2 separate regions of the Mus musculus genome follow, and region 2 is linked to region 1. A link is a loop called in an ENCODE intact Hi-C map of the cell type or tissue named here. Cell type or tissue: heart. All regions are shown on one strand.

Evidence for each region. Hi-C counts contacts between places; a loop is a spot of excess contacts. Peaks named below come from ENCODE experiments on the same cell type or tissue, not always from the same donor. Only the 100,000 strongest peaks of a DNase experiment are listed, where the experiment ranks them.
Region 2: a loop joins it to region 1, with 5 times the contacts of the local background. A loop is called at or near these places in 11 of 42 quality-filtered maps.

What each region holds. Positions count from the first base shown.
Region 1 is chrX:164,072,989-164,080,988 of GRCm38, reverse strand. Siah1b (siah E3 ubiquitin protein ligase 1B) reads left to right here and starts at 4,496. Exons shown (of 4, transcript NM_001308385.1): 1 at 4,496-4,802; 2 at 5,320-5,411; 3 at 7,639-7,699. In heart, no CTCF peak of the experiment used is centred here; DNase peaks (open chromatin) are centred at 4,468 and 4,778; H3K4me3 peaks cover 1,797 bases; H3K27ac peaks cover 1,193 bases.
Region 2 is chrX:164,415,650-164,423,649 of GRCm38, reverse strand. It overlaps Piga (phosphatidylinositol glycan anchor biosynthesis, class A), which reads right to left and starts at 3,870. Exons shown (of 6, transcript NM_011081.3): 1 at 3,810-3,870; 2 at 287-1,066. The coding sequence starts at 1,004. In heart, no CTCF peak of the experiment used is centred here; a DNase peak (open chromatin) is centred at 3,999; H3K4me3 peaks cover 1,781 bases; H3K27ac peaks cover 982 bases.

The DNA.
Region 1 (8,000 bases):
TATATCCAGTGAGGCTCTATTAAAATAAACTGGCTTCAACCTGTGCAGGCCCTGTGCATGCTGCTACCATCCCTGTCAGTTTGTATGTGTGTCAGTCCTGCAATTACTACTAACATAAGTTCATTTGTCTTTTAACTAACATTGGTAATGTGAAAAAGTAATTTCCTGGTTATCGGAGCCATGAGCATACACATACCAGCGATTCAAAAGCCCATGATTATTTGCATTAGTGTGTGCACACTGGAGACCAACTGTCTTAAAAGCCCCTTCCTCTCTCCCATTGTTCCTGATATTTATACTCACTCCATTTCCACATTCAAATGCTCATATGTGTTCCAGTGTACACTCAAGAGAATCTCAACTCTTTGTGCCCTAAAATCTGAACAAGCCTAGCTTTCCAGAAACATCTACAGAAATTATACAATATTTTTATCATATTCTCTTCTTGCCCAAGTCCTCCAAGATTCTTTTCTCTCTCTCTCTCTCTCTCTCTCTCTCTCTCTCTCTCTCCAAAAAAACCAGAAAATGAAATTTAAAACAAACAAACAAAAAGCAGGAAGAAAGAAAGAAAGAAAGAAAGAAAGAAAGAAAGAAAGAAAGAAAGAAAGAAAGAAAGAAAACAACGTGAAGCCAAACAAAACCAAAAAGCATGGAATCCATTTCATGTTGGTCAATTACTCCTGGGCACAGGGCCTGCCTGAAGTGTGATCCTAGGCTCATTTTAAGGTAAGGAAGTCATACACAAGCATATTTAAAAGTTCATCAAATTTTGTAAGTTAATCAATAGCTGTAATCACGATGACCTTTGTCTTTTATTTTTCACAGGTTAACATTTTTTGTTAGTCAGAGAAAGTTAATCACTACTGCTTGTGAATAAAAATTAATTCAGAGAAACCATTAAGTAAATGAAATTCTGCCAACTTTTCTAAGGCAGGATTTTTGTTTGTTTGTTTTGTTTTTTTAAAGCGAGGTCTCTATGTAGCCCTGGCTATCCTCGAACTTACTATGTAGACTAGGCTGGCCACCCAAGTGCTGGGATTCAAGGTGTATGCCACCATGTTCGGCTTTAAGACAGGAATTTAAAGGACAACTTATTCAATGAGCTGTGTCTCACCTTGGGCATGGAGATGTTATCATGAATTTCATCTATTAAAAGCAAGACTTAACTGCCCGTCTGTCCTGCAGGTGCATCTGTTTCCACTGTTGCTCAGGTGTGCTATGCAAGGATTATAGAAGGACATTGTTTTGGATTTAGAATCTACATGAAGCCCAAAGAGCCATGCCCTAGCAAAATGGAATCACTCTTTCAAAATGGCATTGACTAACCTGGAACTTTAAGGAAGCAGATGCAGCTGATCAGACCAGCTTTTCCTAAAAGTACTCTAAAGGCGCCAGAGGACCCAGGAGCTCAGTTGAAGTGGAAAGTTTAGGCAGTTCCTAAATTTCACTTATTGTCAATGTAGCAATGGTTTACATGAAAGGGGTCAGTGGATTGACACTTTCTTCCCACTTACCTCACATCATCCTCATGGGTTACAGTCTAGAGGTCTTGAATGGGTTTGTTTTCTCAGCCAGTTAAGAAGTGAAAAGGCAGGGAAAATCTCCAGGGCATCAGGTAACATTGGGAGAAATCTCAGACACAGCAGACAGTAGCAGACAAAATCAGCAGTAAAGAAAAGACTTTTAGTTGGGGTGAGGAAACACATACACACACACACACACACACACACACACACACACATACAGAGCACAAAGGACACAGAGAAAAAGACCCTCTACAAAGTAGAGGGGGAGAGCCAAGAAGGTAAAGTCCAGCCCTCAATGAGGGCTGGGCATTTTAAAGGTCTTTTGAGATGGGTCTTGCCCCCAGTTTAAGGTTGATCAGTTTGAACAAAGGGAAGGGAGGCTGAGAGCTCCACATGTCTGGGGGAAACAGGTTCCGTTTTGGCCTTGGACTTGTTGGACAGGAAGGGGGTCCCTACTAGTAAGAGAAAAAACGCCCAACAGGCTTTTTTTTTTTTTCAGACAGGGTCTATCTGTGTAGTCTTGGCTGTTCTGGAGCTCACTTTGTAGACCAGGTTGGCCTCGAACTGAGAGATCCACCTTGGGCCTTTGTTTTAAACTGCCTGTCATTAGTCTCTGGTCAGGAGGATGAGGAAGAAGCCAGCCATCTTGGAAACTCACCATCTATTGCCTAGTCATAGCCCCAAACTCTTACCTGTTTGCCTGTCAGGGAGTCTGATTAGCTCTTTGTCCCCAGCAAGGAATCACAAGTTTCCCTCAGGACAAGTGTTTGGAAGTATGCTTTATGAAACCCATATCTTGATCGGCTTTTATGAATACTCTAAAACCTTAAAATAAGTTTCATTTCTTCTGTTCTGTAGCCCTTTTAGAAACGTAGAGCCGCATCTACTTCCCACCTTCAAGTACTGTTTTGAATCTGATGATTTGCAATTGGATGCCTATTTATTCGCCTCATTTATCCCCATGTCCAAATCTTTAAAATACTTCTCTTGTAGAATGTTGTGTACATTTTAGTAGGCTGCTTCGAGTCATTTCTGAAAGATGAAGGATAAATAATGCTATCAAATTCAAAACAGTCATGTTTATAGGGTGAGGCAGAAACTAACAAACCAACAAACAAAAAACATGGATGGCATTTTGAGAAATAAATGAGGGGTCTCAGGGCCAGGGTGAACTTAATAAAAATGCTTTGTTAAAACCTATTCTTTAAAACTGGAGGTGAGGGGCTGGTGAGATGGCTCAGGGGGTAAGAGCACATGACTGCTCTTCCAAAGGTCCGAAGTTCAAATCCCAGCAACCACATGGTGGCTCACAACCACCCGTAACATAAATCTTAAAAAAAATATTTAGAGTTATAAAAAAAAAACTGGAGGTGGGGGCAGACACCTGTAGTTCTAGCACTTGGACTGCAGAGGCAGGTGAATAGCTGAATTTGAAGCCTGGCTACACAGAGAAACCCTGTCTCAAAACACACACACACACACACACACACACCAAAAACCTGTTCTTTACTCTGTGCTCGTCTAAGGTCAGGATTGTTACCCTGTGCATACACACACTGTCTTCAAGCCACACAAGGGTGGAAAGTGGAGGAGAGGGAAACTCATATTTTAAAGTGATCACAAAATCGTGACTGCTGACACATGGAACTAATCTTTGTGTGATGGAGGGGAAACTTGTAACCCTCCACACAAATGAAAAGGCGATATTGTCAGTGAATATTTGTTGAGAATTTGATTGTGTGAGGGCTGTAGTAACTACTATGGAAATGGCCAGTGGTTTCATGCTCCCAGCTACTCCTGCCGATTGGATCAACACACCAGCTCTTACCAAGCACTGGTTCCACCTATCCAGTCTCTTATCACATCTTTTTTTATTTATTTATCTTGTCCTTGAAGCAAAGAACTTCAAGATTCTTTCAGGCTTCTTGTACTTTCAGAATATAGTCACAGATTTTGAATGTAGGAACAAAGAGCGAATGGAACGGTTTTTTTCCTCCCTGTGTGCCCATTCAGAGTTTTTTGGGTTAGCATTGTCTCTGTGGGAGCCAAATTATAAGAGTAATGTCGGAGTATGGGGTAGGGGTGGAGGGCTTCAAAGCAGAGATGAAAGTGTGGTGCAGTCTAGAGAGCTTCATAGTATGAGGGAGAGCTGGTGCCTAGAAAAAGTCATAAGAACTAGAAGGGCAGTGTGCTTCCTCCACGTACCTGTCTAAAATTTAAAGCCTGCTGAGTGAGAGGCTGGAAGAAACACTGGGTTGGCTCCCCAGGTCTCATTAAAAGGGCACGAAAAAGCCGGGCATGGTGGCGCACACCTTTAATCCCAGCACTTGGGAGGCAGAGGCAGGCAGATTTCTGAGTTCGAGGCCCAGCCTGGTCTACAAAGTGAGTTCCAGGATAGCCAGGGCTACACAGAGAGACCCTGTCTCGAAAAACCAAAAAAAAAAAAAAAAAAAAAAAAAAGGCACGAAAAGGAATTGCGAGGTTTCAGTTCCACCACTGAACCCCACCACTGGGCAAGCAGTTTTGTTTCCCATCGGTTTCTGCTCATAAATTACCACTGGCAGAAACACGAAAAAATAAAAGTGTCATTACTTTACTTTTTATTTATTTATTTATTTAGCATCTAGAATTTGGACTGTTTTCAAGAGGGACTTTGGGGTATCCTTTTTCAAGAGAGACACTCGATCTGGCGAGAGAGGGGCGGCCAAGGTGAAGGCCACGGTAGGTGATTAGGGAACCTCTGAGGTGTCTTAGACTTAAAGCAGTAAAATATGCTTGCAGGGGAAAAGAGGTCTCTTTGAGAGGCGGGCTCATAGCTTGCTCTCAAGCCAAGCTCTGATAGGCCAATAAGAAAGTCTAACGAAAGAGGGGACGTGACGTGACGTGACCCAGCCAGGCTTCGGCACCATGGTAACGGCATCACCCATAAGAAGGAGCTAGTGGTACAGCCCGGAGGAAAAGGCGTGGTCTAAGCGACGGATGGAGGCGGGCTGGTGACATGGGCGGAGCGCGAAAATCGGCCTGTGGTCTTAGGCGCAAGGGTGATCGCATGCCGCTGTTCGAGATCAAAGGCCTGGGCAAGTCACTTGTGGCTGTTCTCAGGGTCTCCTCAGCGGTCTCCCTGTAGAGCTGCGGTCGAAAGCCGGAGCCGGAGCCGGAGCGAGCCAGAGCCGGATTGAGCCGGAACCGGAGCTACCGGAGGGCGGGACTTCCGGTTTCTGGGCCCAAGACAGAGGGCGGGTCAGGAGTCAAGGTCTCGCGAGGCTGCGGCGTGAGGTAAGGGGGCGTAAGCAAGCTCCTCATAGGCTGGCAGCCTCGTGCCGGGAGCCCGCGCGGAGGTTGAATTCGGTAAGGATGGGCGACTGTGTGTGACCGCGGCCGCGGGGTCGCAGGGCCTGTCTGTGGGGACAAGGACTACCCCTTTGGCCTTTACACGCACTGTCTTGAGGTACCTTGGTCCGGGGAGACCCGAAAGATGTAGGTCCGAGAGTATAACGGAGGGGCTACTCGAGCTTCCCCCAGGAACCGGCTTCCCAGGGCGCTCTCGTCAGTACAGGGTCACTAACTAACCCCTGGGGATTGGATCCGGTTTGGAGATGGGGCGACTGCATTTCTAGACACCGAGGCTGAAGACGCTGGAACTCATCCGGATTGGGGGGGGGGGGGACGGATAACGCCACCCTCCAGGGTGGGCATTGGTAGCACAGTAGTGTCGGGAACACAAGTCTGACCCGTCTCCACTTCTCAAGTTCTTAACATCTTTTTTTTTTTTTTCTTTTGTGCCCTACTCCAGATCGAGAGACCAGGAACTTCAAAATAGTGCCTGGGATCCGGATGACAGCAGGCATTAAGGGCTGGCTACTGGACTGAAGCTGCTGGAAACTTGTAAGTATAACTCCACCTCGTTTGTCTTTTCCTGAAAAAGCTTGAGAAATAATTTGAATGTGTACACCTTAGTTTGAATAATCTCTTCTGAAAACCACGGTTGCTTTTTCTCCTGCTTTCTGGACTGTAAGTCTGCCAATCTCCCCTTTGCTATCCAAAAGTTTGGTTGGCATGTGTGTGCCCGAAGAACTGTGAGCATGACTAGTATGCACAACAAAGCTTTTCTTTTTGAAACTTTAAGCATGCTGAAGTTATGCAGAAACGGAGAGAGAGTTGCAACCAGTGTCAACTATCTCAGAGTCTAGTGTGGCCTGTTTGAGGTCGTCTTTTTTTGATAAGGCAGGTCTCTATACTTCTGTTTATTTCTGTGGATCTCAACCTGTCCAGAGGTTAGATTTTTAACATTTTCAAGCAGTTCAGGGTTAATTCTAGCTGGATGGTGTGTAAGTGTGTGCCTTGCTGTGAACATGGAAAATGGAGTGAATTAGAAGATGGTTTTTCTCACATCCCTCTCTAGTCCTTTCCTGTAAGTTATGTCTGTTGAGGTCTCCTGCCGTAACATAGCTGTAGACATTTTGTTCCATGCCTGCCAGCTATTTCATATTGTTGCAGTAATATGGGTACCAGTCATTAACACAGAAAAATAACTTGACTCAAAGCAGGGTCATGCTGACCACATACCTTGTTATGTTCCGAGGTTATGACGTTTGTTAATCTTAAGAAATTCCACAACTATAAGCTTCACCAGTAGGACCTATCAAATTAAAGAACTGTTATGTGACTTCCAACATTGGCATATGAGCTCATTGTGGTTTTAGTTGTTTTAGCCTTTATAAGCTGGCCCTGAGAAATGTTTGGGGTCATAGTTCCCAAAGTCTGAGCTGTGTCAGTCAGTCCTACGGTGTGTTGTTTAATAAACCATCCCTGTTTGACTGAGGTTGGTGTTCATGTGGTTTGTGGGGTGACTCCTGAATCCCAACAATATCCAGGTCCTGATAATGCCAGGCAGAAGGGAGTAATTATAATAGGAGATAATAATTTTAGTTTTAACTATGGGTATGTGTGTAGGCTTCTGCATGAGTCCACTAAAGTAGAAAGAGGCTGCTGGGTCACCTGGAGCTCGAGTCACAGGCAGGTAGGAGCAGCCTGCCATGGCACTGAGACTGGAACTCACTCAGGTCCTCTGGAAGAGCCTTTGACCATGGAGCCACCTCAGCTCCAGGACTTAATTATTCTCCATTGTGTGCATCTTCCTGAGCCCTGTAGCTATTAAAGGGCATTTCTGACCTCTCAATAGCACCTTCCCCCAAATGATCACACTAAAATGGGTCTCAAGACATGTCCAGACCTCCCCTGATCACATTCAAAAGGGTCTCAAGACATGTCCAGACCTCCCCTGAGAAGGATGATGTTGTTAGAAAACCACGGAGACAAGACTTGTGTATATGTGATCTTGATGAGTTTAATGAAATGTCTAATATCTTTTAAATGATTAATATGTATCCACTATTGACAATGAATTAGTGTTTTTGAACATTACTTTGCTCTAAGGGTTTCTCAACTTCTTTGCAGTTTATTAATTCATGTAGGAGAGGAAACTCATTACTAGTGCTAGGTTAGTTCCACCCGAGGCTTGAAAGTGCATCATGAACACACTGCCACTGGCAGTTTCTTTTCTCCAGCATTGATTGTAGTTTCACTGAAAGGAATTAGCCCTGACCAAAATACATTCCTGGCTGCTGGTTATGCCTACACCCTCCCTCGCCTGGTTATTCAGAACACTCGCACTTGATGTGCTTAGGCTTAAAAGGTCATGTTCATCTAGTTACTAATGTTTTTGTGAGTGGGACTTTTCTTTCTGCAGGTTATTATTATGATTTGGTTTTATGTATGGAAGTTAAAAGCTGAAGGCCTGAAATCGCAATGTTCATATTAGGATTGTTTGCTGGGTTTGGTCCTAACCAAGAAAACAAAAATAGTGGCCCACAGATGCGGAACTTGATTTGATTGACTTCCCATACTGTAAGCCATGTTCATATTTCTAAATTGTTTTGAAAAAAAATAATGTACAGTAGGCCTTGATTGAGCTTTCAGGATGCTATCTACACTGTCTCAACCTATTTCTACCCAGGAAATATTATGGTCTTTGCTGCGCTCCTGAGTATATGTCCTCTAGTGATAATGCACCCTTGGTAATACTCACTGTTTCTGGCAACTTCATTGACAGGGGAAGACCAGGTGTACACTCAAGACCTAGAATGACCAAGAATGTGGAACCTTAAAAAAAGGTAAAGTGCGCTGGGCGTGGTGGCTCATGCCTTTAATCCCAGCACTGGGGAGACAGATTTCTGAGTTCGAGGCCAGCCTGGTCTACAAAGTGAGTTCCAGAACAGCCAGAGCTACACAGAGAAACCCTGTCTCAAAAAAAAAAAAAATAGGTAAAGTGCAAAACCCTTTGCTAGTTCCCACAGCTCAGAACTCAATGTTGACTGCTGTTTCAAGTAAGAGGATTGTCAACATATCGTTAACATTCTTCTTCAGATGTTCACATCTGACTTGTTGAAAGCAGCATTACTAAGAGGTGGTAGT
Region 2 (8,000 bases), 340 kb before region 1:
TTTTTACAAAGATCTGATTGGAGGACATCTGGTCAATGGTTTTCTTTTGTTCGGGAACCATTACAACATCAAAGGTTGGGCAGCATTTATAGCCACTCTATCCATTTCTCTTCTTAGATGTATAAACTGATTATCTGACCTTCCCTTGCAAGAGTTACCCGTCATTTTAAAGCCACCATACAGAATGAAAAGACAAGTAATCATAACATACAAGTATTAAACAGTTTCCGACAAGAAATGAAAAAAAAACAAGCTGTCAATGCAAATTGAGCTACTATGTCATTACCTTTTCTGTAAACAAGTCTGCTGACAACAACAACAGTTATTACACTATCATGCCTCCTAAATGGGTCTGGAGTGAAGTCAGTAGGATCTACAGCGTTAGGAATGACGGACACTATTTCAGGATTCAGTGCTGCTCTGAGTACAGTGTTCTCCTTACTAGTGTAAGAGACACAAATGATGTGGTTTGTGTCACAAAGAGACACAGTTAGAAGCTTGTTTGTAAGCACCGAGCTGACATCAGCAAATCCGAAAAGGGAATGGTCTGTGAAGACTGTCTGAAGCCCCATTGTCTTGGCGTGGAAGAGAGCATCATGGGCCATGGCAGAGAAAGAACTGTGGGAATGGATTATCGTAATTCTCTCCCGAACAAATATGTACCTGAGCAATGGCAGACTGTGAAAGAGAGTCGTGGCTGTAGATTGGTTGTACATGACTCTCAGAGGCAAATAGTAAACTTTGAGGCCATTGGTGAGGTAACGGACGCCCTTTCGATTTCCATAAGCATGGGTGACAGTTATGACCTTGTGCCCTCTCTCAATGAGGCACTGAGAGAGCTGGTAAATGTGGCTTTCCACGCCTCCCATGTTTGGGTAGAAAAAGTCTGACACCATGCATATATTATGGGTGCAGGTCCTATCGTCGGAAAGGTTTCCAGAGCTACCCGGGGAAGGCGACACTGAAGGAGGCTGGCCTTGCCCACCTCCTCTTCTATTGGCCATGCTGAGGTGGTCCAAGCATCAGTTCTCAGAGCAAGCCAGTTAAGAAATGTGTCTTCTGTCACCTGAAAGAGAAAAGCAGGACATCAGCTCAAAACTGCATCTCCTTTCATACCTCAAATCCTGTTAGAAATAGTTTTAATGTTAAGGCATATTTTTAAAGTTTTTCACTTAGAAATAAAAGCAAAGCACACTATAAACGTATTCATTTGAGAACATCTACTTGCTTAGCAGGGTGATGCCATAGGACAAAAGAACTGAGATTCTGCAATGTGTTAACTGAGCTGGGAAACTGGTCCACTTTTAAACGTTGTGTCACAGTGCATAATGGTTTGCTACAAAACCAATTCTTTCAAAAAATTAAACATCCATTTCCCTGCTTCTCTTATCACTCTTATCAGCTTATTAAGCTTTCTTACCTATTAAATCACTATCTATCCAACACTACACAGACTAAGAGTTTTCTATATGTGGCCATAGTCTAGTTGACAGACCTATACAAGGTATCAATTATATAGTGTAAATGCAAAGCCAAAAGCTTAAAGAAGTTAGAACACAATGTGCCAGGCTATTAGCGACCATACCTTCCCACATACTTTTAAAGCCAAGTTTTAGCTTATAGCTCATGCTGACCTTGAATTCAATATTCCTGGCCTCAGTCTCCTGAGGGCTGGGATTACAGGTGTGCACCACTGCACCTAGGAATCTCCCTTGCACTGGGACCATGTAAGCCACAGGACATGGTAAAAGGGACATGCAGATCTTTGACCTCAGCCTATGAAAGGTTCGATGGCTTTTACTTCTGGAGTTATCATACAGCTACTAGGTTAGAAGGACATGGGGGAGACAATGAGAGGAAAAGGGCTTACAAGCTACATGGAGAGATAGGGACCCAGCCACCTCTACATTCTTACCTGCGCCCAATTTCTAGCCAGACCTCTAGCTAAATGCAGCCTTCTACAGAAACCCCTGAAAAGACTCATAAAAGTACCACTAGCTAAGTCTAGCAGATTCCAGAGTCATGAAAAATAGCAAAAAGGCTGTTTTATAGCACTGCCTTTTGTTCTGGGTTGTGAAGCAGAAAAGGATACTAAAACAGGCTAGGATGTGAATCTAAGTATACTGGCACATTGTCTATTTTTACGAACAAATTTTTACAGGAACCTGGCTTGCCCATTCACTTATATTCTGAATGGCTACTTCTGTGGCTTTGAAAGAAATCAGATGACCCACAGAGCCTAAAATATTTACCATCTGGTTCTTCACAGAAAATGTGCTGATTAGGGCTGCACAGCTTAGCTAGTGACCCAGTACATCCCATAAGGCTCTGCTGGTATTATCTCTGTGGTTTCCTTTAAAATGTACCTGGAACTAGAGCTTTCTTTTTAAGAACACCCTCTTCAAGTGTTCCCTAGAGCTCATGCTGAAGACAATCTGGCTTCTCCTTCCTTATTCAAGGATAGCTATGCTTAAACTGCTCCCTTCTCTTTTCAGAACCCTTCTTTTAATTATGGAAGCCTTTCCCCTGAGCACCCTTTCAGTGTAGACCCTGAAAGGAAATGGAACAGGACACAGGCTTTACATGTGGGCTCTTTCCTACATCTAAGGCTAAGAAAAGTTCCCTTTAGGAGTTCCCTAAAGTGATGCTCATATGAAGTGCTCATTCAATACTCTGTTCTATAGATGCTTAGACTTTTAATGCCACAGCTTTAGAGATCTGGCAAAAATCCGCCTTAGTTGAGATCTACAAGTCTACAAAGAACTCAATGGAGGATTACTATCCTAACTCTCTGAGTTTCAGCTCTCACCTGCAACTACATGTGTCCATTTTCTCCCACAAATTCACCTACATTTAAAATCGTCTCAGAAATTCAGAGGGAGGAGGCAGGAAAGAAAGGAGCACGTGCTTGGGAGACAGAGAATTGAGGGTTCTAGGGCAGGGTAAGACAGCTACATGGGGGCACCCGGACACATAAACTGGAAAAAAAGAGGAGGGAAGACCAAATTTACAACCAGTAAGTAAACAAATAATGGAAGCAAGAAAATATGAAGTTTGCAAAAGGGGAAAGCAAAGCCTCAAGTGGCTAATGCTGTGCTACTGTCATGTGTCATCTAAACCTGGTCCTTTAGTCCTATCCCGTTTTAAGAAGTGAATGATAAGAACAGAAATAATGAACCAAATGAAAGTATGTGAAAATACTCACTGAATCTTGGCTTCTATAAGTGAATAGAGGCTGTAAAATCTGGTCAATTCTCTCTCCAGCCCTACATGCTAAGCGATCTGTACAACTTCCCTACCCAAGCCATGTAAATGACAAAGTCAAGAAGTCCTCAAAATTCTCAATCGTGCCCAGGGAACTCCCTTATTAGTAGAAGCTTCTGAGGATCCTTAGAGGGGGCTCGGACAGGGCTGAGAAATCAAGAGAAGTATACTTTAATCCAGTCCCAAGGCAGTGCACACGCACTCCCTGAGAGGCAGCTCGGGTGTACTAGAGCCAAAGAGGATCAGCCCGGGTCCACCAGCCAGCACCCCAGGATGAGACAAGATCCGGCCAGACCCAAAGGGACTCGGAAAAACGTCCTAAGATTCCAGTCACTCGCTCTACTAAACTCAGTCTAAGAACCAGTTCCAACCCTCAAGGCACCCTCAATCCCCATTTGATTACGGAGACCCACGGACCCGACTTCCGGGCCTCAGATAGAGTAGGCTTCACCTCCTCCACAGCCTGCCACGGTCCTGTGAGAACGGCACAACCCCATCCAGAGAGACCGAGAACGTTAGAAAGGACAGCCAAGACGCGTACTTACCCTCCAGTCCCATGGCCGCCACTGTCCGGACCTCCCGCGGCAGTTAACAGAATCCCGCCCCGCTGCTCCAAAGCACCAATCAGAAGCGTCCGCGATCCGAGCGCCGCGCCCCCATGATAACCAATCACACAGAGGTTCTGAATTACGTAGAAGAGAGACGCCCAGTCGGGCCCAAGTCTCTAGCGCGGGATTGTAGCGTCAGCGAGCGCAGGAGCACGTCTCCTAAGAGCTGCGGAAGGTCCCGGGCGTAAGTGCCCTGGTTGCTTAGTTACTGCGTCTCTTTTCAGGAAGCCCGGTCTCTCCCCGCCTCCTTCCGGTTAGAGAGACCAGGCGGGGCCGGGCCGGGCCGGGGGCTGGGGGGAGGAGCGGGAATGCGGGGAGGGCGGGGATAAGAGGAAGGGCAGGGTAGGGGGCGGGGAAATCAAGGCCAGGGCGTTTCTAGTCAGTATGGTACCACAGCCAAACCAACCACATCCATTCTTGTTATTCTGGCAGGATTGCTAAATGTGATGCATAAAAGTACAAAAATAAAGAAAAATCACAGCAAGTCAAAACTAAACTCTGAACTTTGAATCTTAGATCTACATATCTGTGCGTGTCCTAAAGACTGAGGACTTTCCTTTTAAAAGTTCAGATTTTGTTTTTGTCTTACAACTCTATGGGGGGGGGGGGGTGTCAGGGAATCTTAGGTATAACCTGAAACGCTCCCGCTCAAGCTGCTGCAGTCCTCAGCCAAAACTGTCTTGCGGTCTGGAGCCAGATTGTGCTTGGCCAAGAAGACAGAATCTCTCGATTGTTGTAATAGTCACCTGCTCTTTATAGTTGGTACCTGCAGATTCCCCAGCATGGCCATTCCTGCATTTTCTAGAATAAATTGTTTTCTAAGCAACAACACCATCACCATGACTGGCATCCACTTGAAGCTTGTGGTAAAGTTAAGGGTATTTTCTAAAACAAAACAAAAAGTTGTGCCAGGTGTGGTGGCGCACGCCTTTAATCCCAGCACTTGGGAGGCAGAGGCAGGCAGATTTTTGAGTTCGAGGCCAGCCTGGTCTACAGAATGAGTTCCAGGGCAGCCAGGGCTACACAGAGAACCTGTCTGGAAAAACAAAACAAAACAAAAAAGTTGTAGCAGATTTGAACTGTAGTATTCTGCCTGAACGACCACAAAGCATGCCTTCAAAGACTCTCAACCAGTGTGTCAGGACCCCTTTGAGGTATCCTGTATAGGAGGTATTTACATGACGATTCATAATAGTAGCAAAATTACAGTTATGAAGTAGCAAAGAAAATAATTTTATGGTTGTGGGTCATCACACCACAGCATTAGGAAGGTTAAGAAACACTGCTTTAGAGAACGTTCTTGGAAGCCACTAGAATTTGACTAAAATATTGCTGTGCTGGATATTCTGATGATAAGGTATGAAGGCAGCCAATGCCAGTTGTACTATCAAATAGTCTAAAAAGAAAAGATGTCAAATAAAGTAGTCAGCATCTTCCCTTGAAATTTAGTTCTTTGCAAATTCATATGTAAATAAGCTTCCTTGGATAATTTTAGAGTGGGAGGCACCTCACACATGTAGTGAAAGCTGGCTGGCTATCTATATGCAAAGTACACAAAGAGAAAACTTGGCAAGAGTACTATTTCCAAACCAAAATGAAACTGAAGCATATGGAACTGTCTATGAGAAAAGGAATTGCTAAGGGAAATATGTGGGAAAAGGCTGGGAGCTTCAGAGAAAAAAGTATTTCTATCTACCAACATTTATGAAACAAGAAGTAGGGGGTGTCCATAAAAGTTGAGAACAAGATCCTTTCAAGAAAAAAAAAGTGAATAAAGATACAGAGGCAGATGCTGACTGTTCAAAAGATATTTTTGTGCAATTATACAAGAAAGAGGTAGGGAAGAGATTTAGCCAGAATACTGGCATTGTCAGTAAGAGTTAGAGCAAACTGGTCGAATGCTTAAGAAAAATTGCTGAAGAAAATGTACTTGATGCTGACCCAGATTTCCAGCAAAGATGACATTTTTCAATCATTATTTTGTGACACTCTTCCTTGTTCTGCTTCAAATCGAAAATTTCAGATATAATATAAATGAGAGAGGTAGAACCAAAGAGACGCAGAATCAAAATTGCAAATTGTTAATCAAGATGAAAAGCTACCTAGGCCCTAGACAAATCTCGAGTGGAAGTAAAACATGGACCAGGGATTAGCTCCTACGGAATAATAAATACTGGCAGAATCCATGTGTGGCTAGGGACAGGAACTAGCTTTGTGAGAAATTTTTACATTGGTGGCCTTCAATAAATGACCCATCAACTGATAACCTGTATTTAATCCCTCCCACATTGAGTCTGGGGCTTGACCATGTGGCTTGCTTCACTAATGATACCCTGAGCAAACGAGATGCAGCAAATGCTTCGTAAATGTTTATGCACTGGGCCATGCCCTGTTGTAGCCTTTCCTCTTAAGAGCTTATGGTTATTTGTGTGAAGAAGCCTAGGCAGGATGTTAAATGAGAACAGCCACATGGAGAAAGACTTGGAAGAATGAGACTCATGTTGGCCATTCCATCTTACCTTGAGTTCTACTTTAATTGAATGGCTTCCTGCGCTGTGTGGAACAATATAACCGTGTAGCCAATCCTGGTCAACCAACAGAATCAGGAATAATAATAATAATAATAATAATAATAATAATAATAATAATCACCACCACCACCATAATCATCATCTCGAGAGTCATTTTTGACTGAAGATACAAAGTTTCAATGAAGTTTGTTACACAGCACACAGCAACAGATAACTTGCCTGATACTCACCCCCCACACACACACTTGATAATGGATATGAAAAACTTCATTGCAGCAGTTGATGCCTGTCGAGAGATAAACCCTTACTAACAGAATTGAGCTACTTACAAAGTCATCTTCAGTATGCCATTAACACTGCTTGTGTGGTCTATATCTCACAGACATACTCTCATGGAGGTGAGAATTTCTCTCAGAGAAATTCCAAAGTATTAGGATAGAGGTAATATTAAGAAAGACACACAGACATGTAGCAAGGGAAATTGAATCCACTCCAAGTGCAATTAAAATAATAGATAAATAGGAAAAAAACTCAAGATAAAAGTTTTTGAGAAAAGTATGTCAAAGCAAACACCAACTGGTAGTAAATAACCAATTAGAAAATGTGAACAAGTTATTAATTAAACACTTTTAAAACGTGGGGCTGGAGAGGGAAATAAGTCAGCAATGGCATGCCTAGCATGCCCAAGGAGTTGGCTTTGATCCCCAGTATCCTGGTAAAGTTGAAGCTGCGTACCATAAAAAAAAAAAGAAGTGAGTCAAAGCAATCCCTCCCTTAAGTTGCTGCTGTCCTTTGCTCACAGCAGTGAGAAATATAACAAATACAGAAAATTGGTACTTGAAAATGGAACCATTACTGTGGGGAATCTGACCAAAGGTGGTGCTTGCACCTTTGAAAAGCCCTAGAACACTGTAAGCTGAGCCTAAGAGACCATTCCAGTGGTAGTTTGGCAGATCAGAGAGTCCCAAGGCCCTGGAGGACTGGCTTGAAGGGTTTCAGAAGGGAAAAAAATCTTATCAAGAACTAATCTAGAGGGAATTCTAAGGCAGTACAGAAAGACAGGGAAACTTACAGGGAAATGAGAAGGGGAAGGAGCTGGAGTCTGCTTGGATCCTTCCACCATCTGAGCACCAAGAGTCCCAACACAGCCAGGTGTGCTGACACATACCTTTAGATCCCAGGACTCCGGAGGCGAAGGCAAAAAGGATGTAGATCTCTGTGAGTTGGAGGTTAGCCTACCTAGCAAATTCCAGGCCAGTCAGAACGACACATTGAGACTGTAACTGGCCTGGCAGAAATGAAAATATTTTGAAGAGACCCTTGTGTCTCTCAGTTGGACTATCAGACTGTTAAAGTAATGGGCCAAAAAAAAAAAAAAATGGAAATTTCCCCAGACATCTTAAGCTAGGAGAAACAAATAGAGTCAGCCATTGGGGTAAATTTTTCCCAGAAAGAGATTTCACGTTGTTCTAGCAAGTTTATCAGACCATCTTACAGGACAAGACTGGAATCCAGACTACGGTGAGTGAACAAAAACTGACTTAGACCAGGGCTGCTTAGATGTGCATATCCTGGGCCCTCTATTTAAACTTTGATT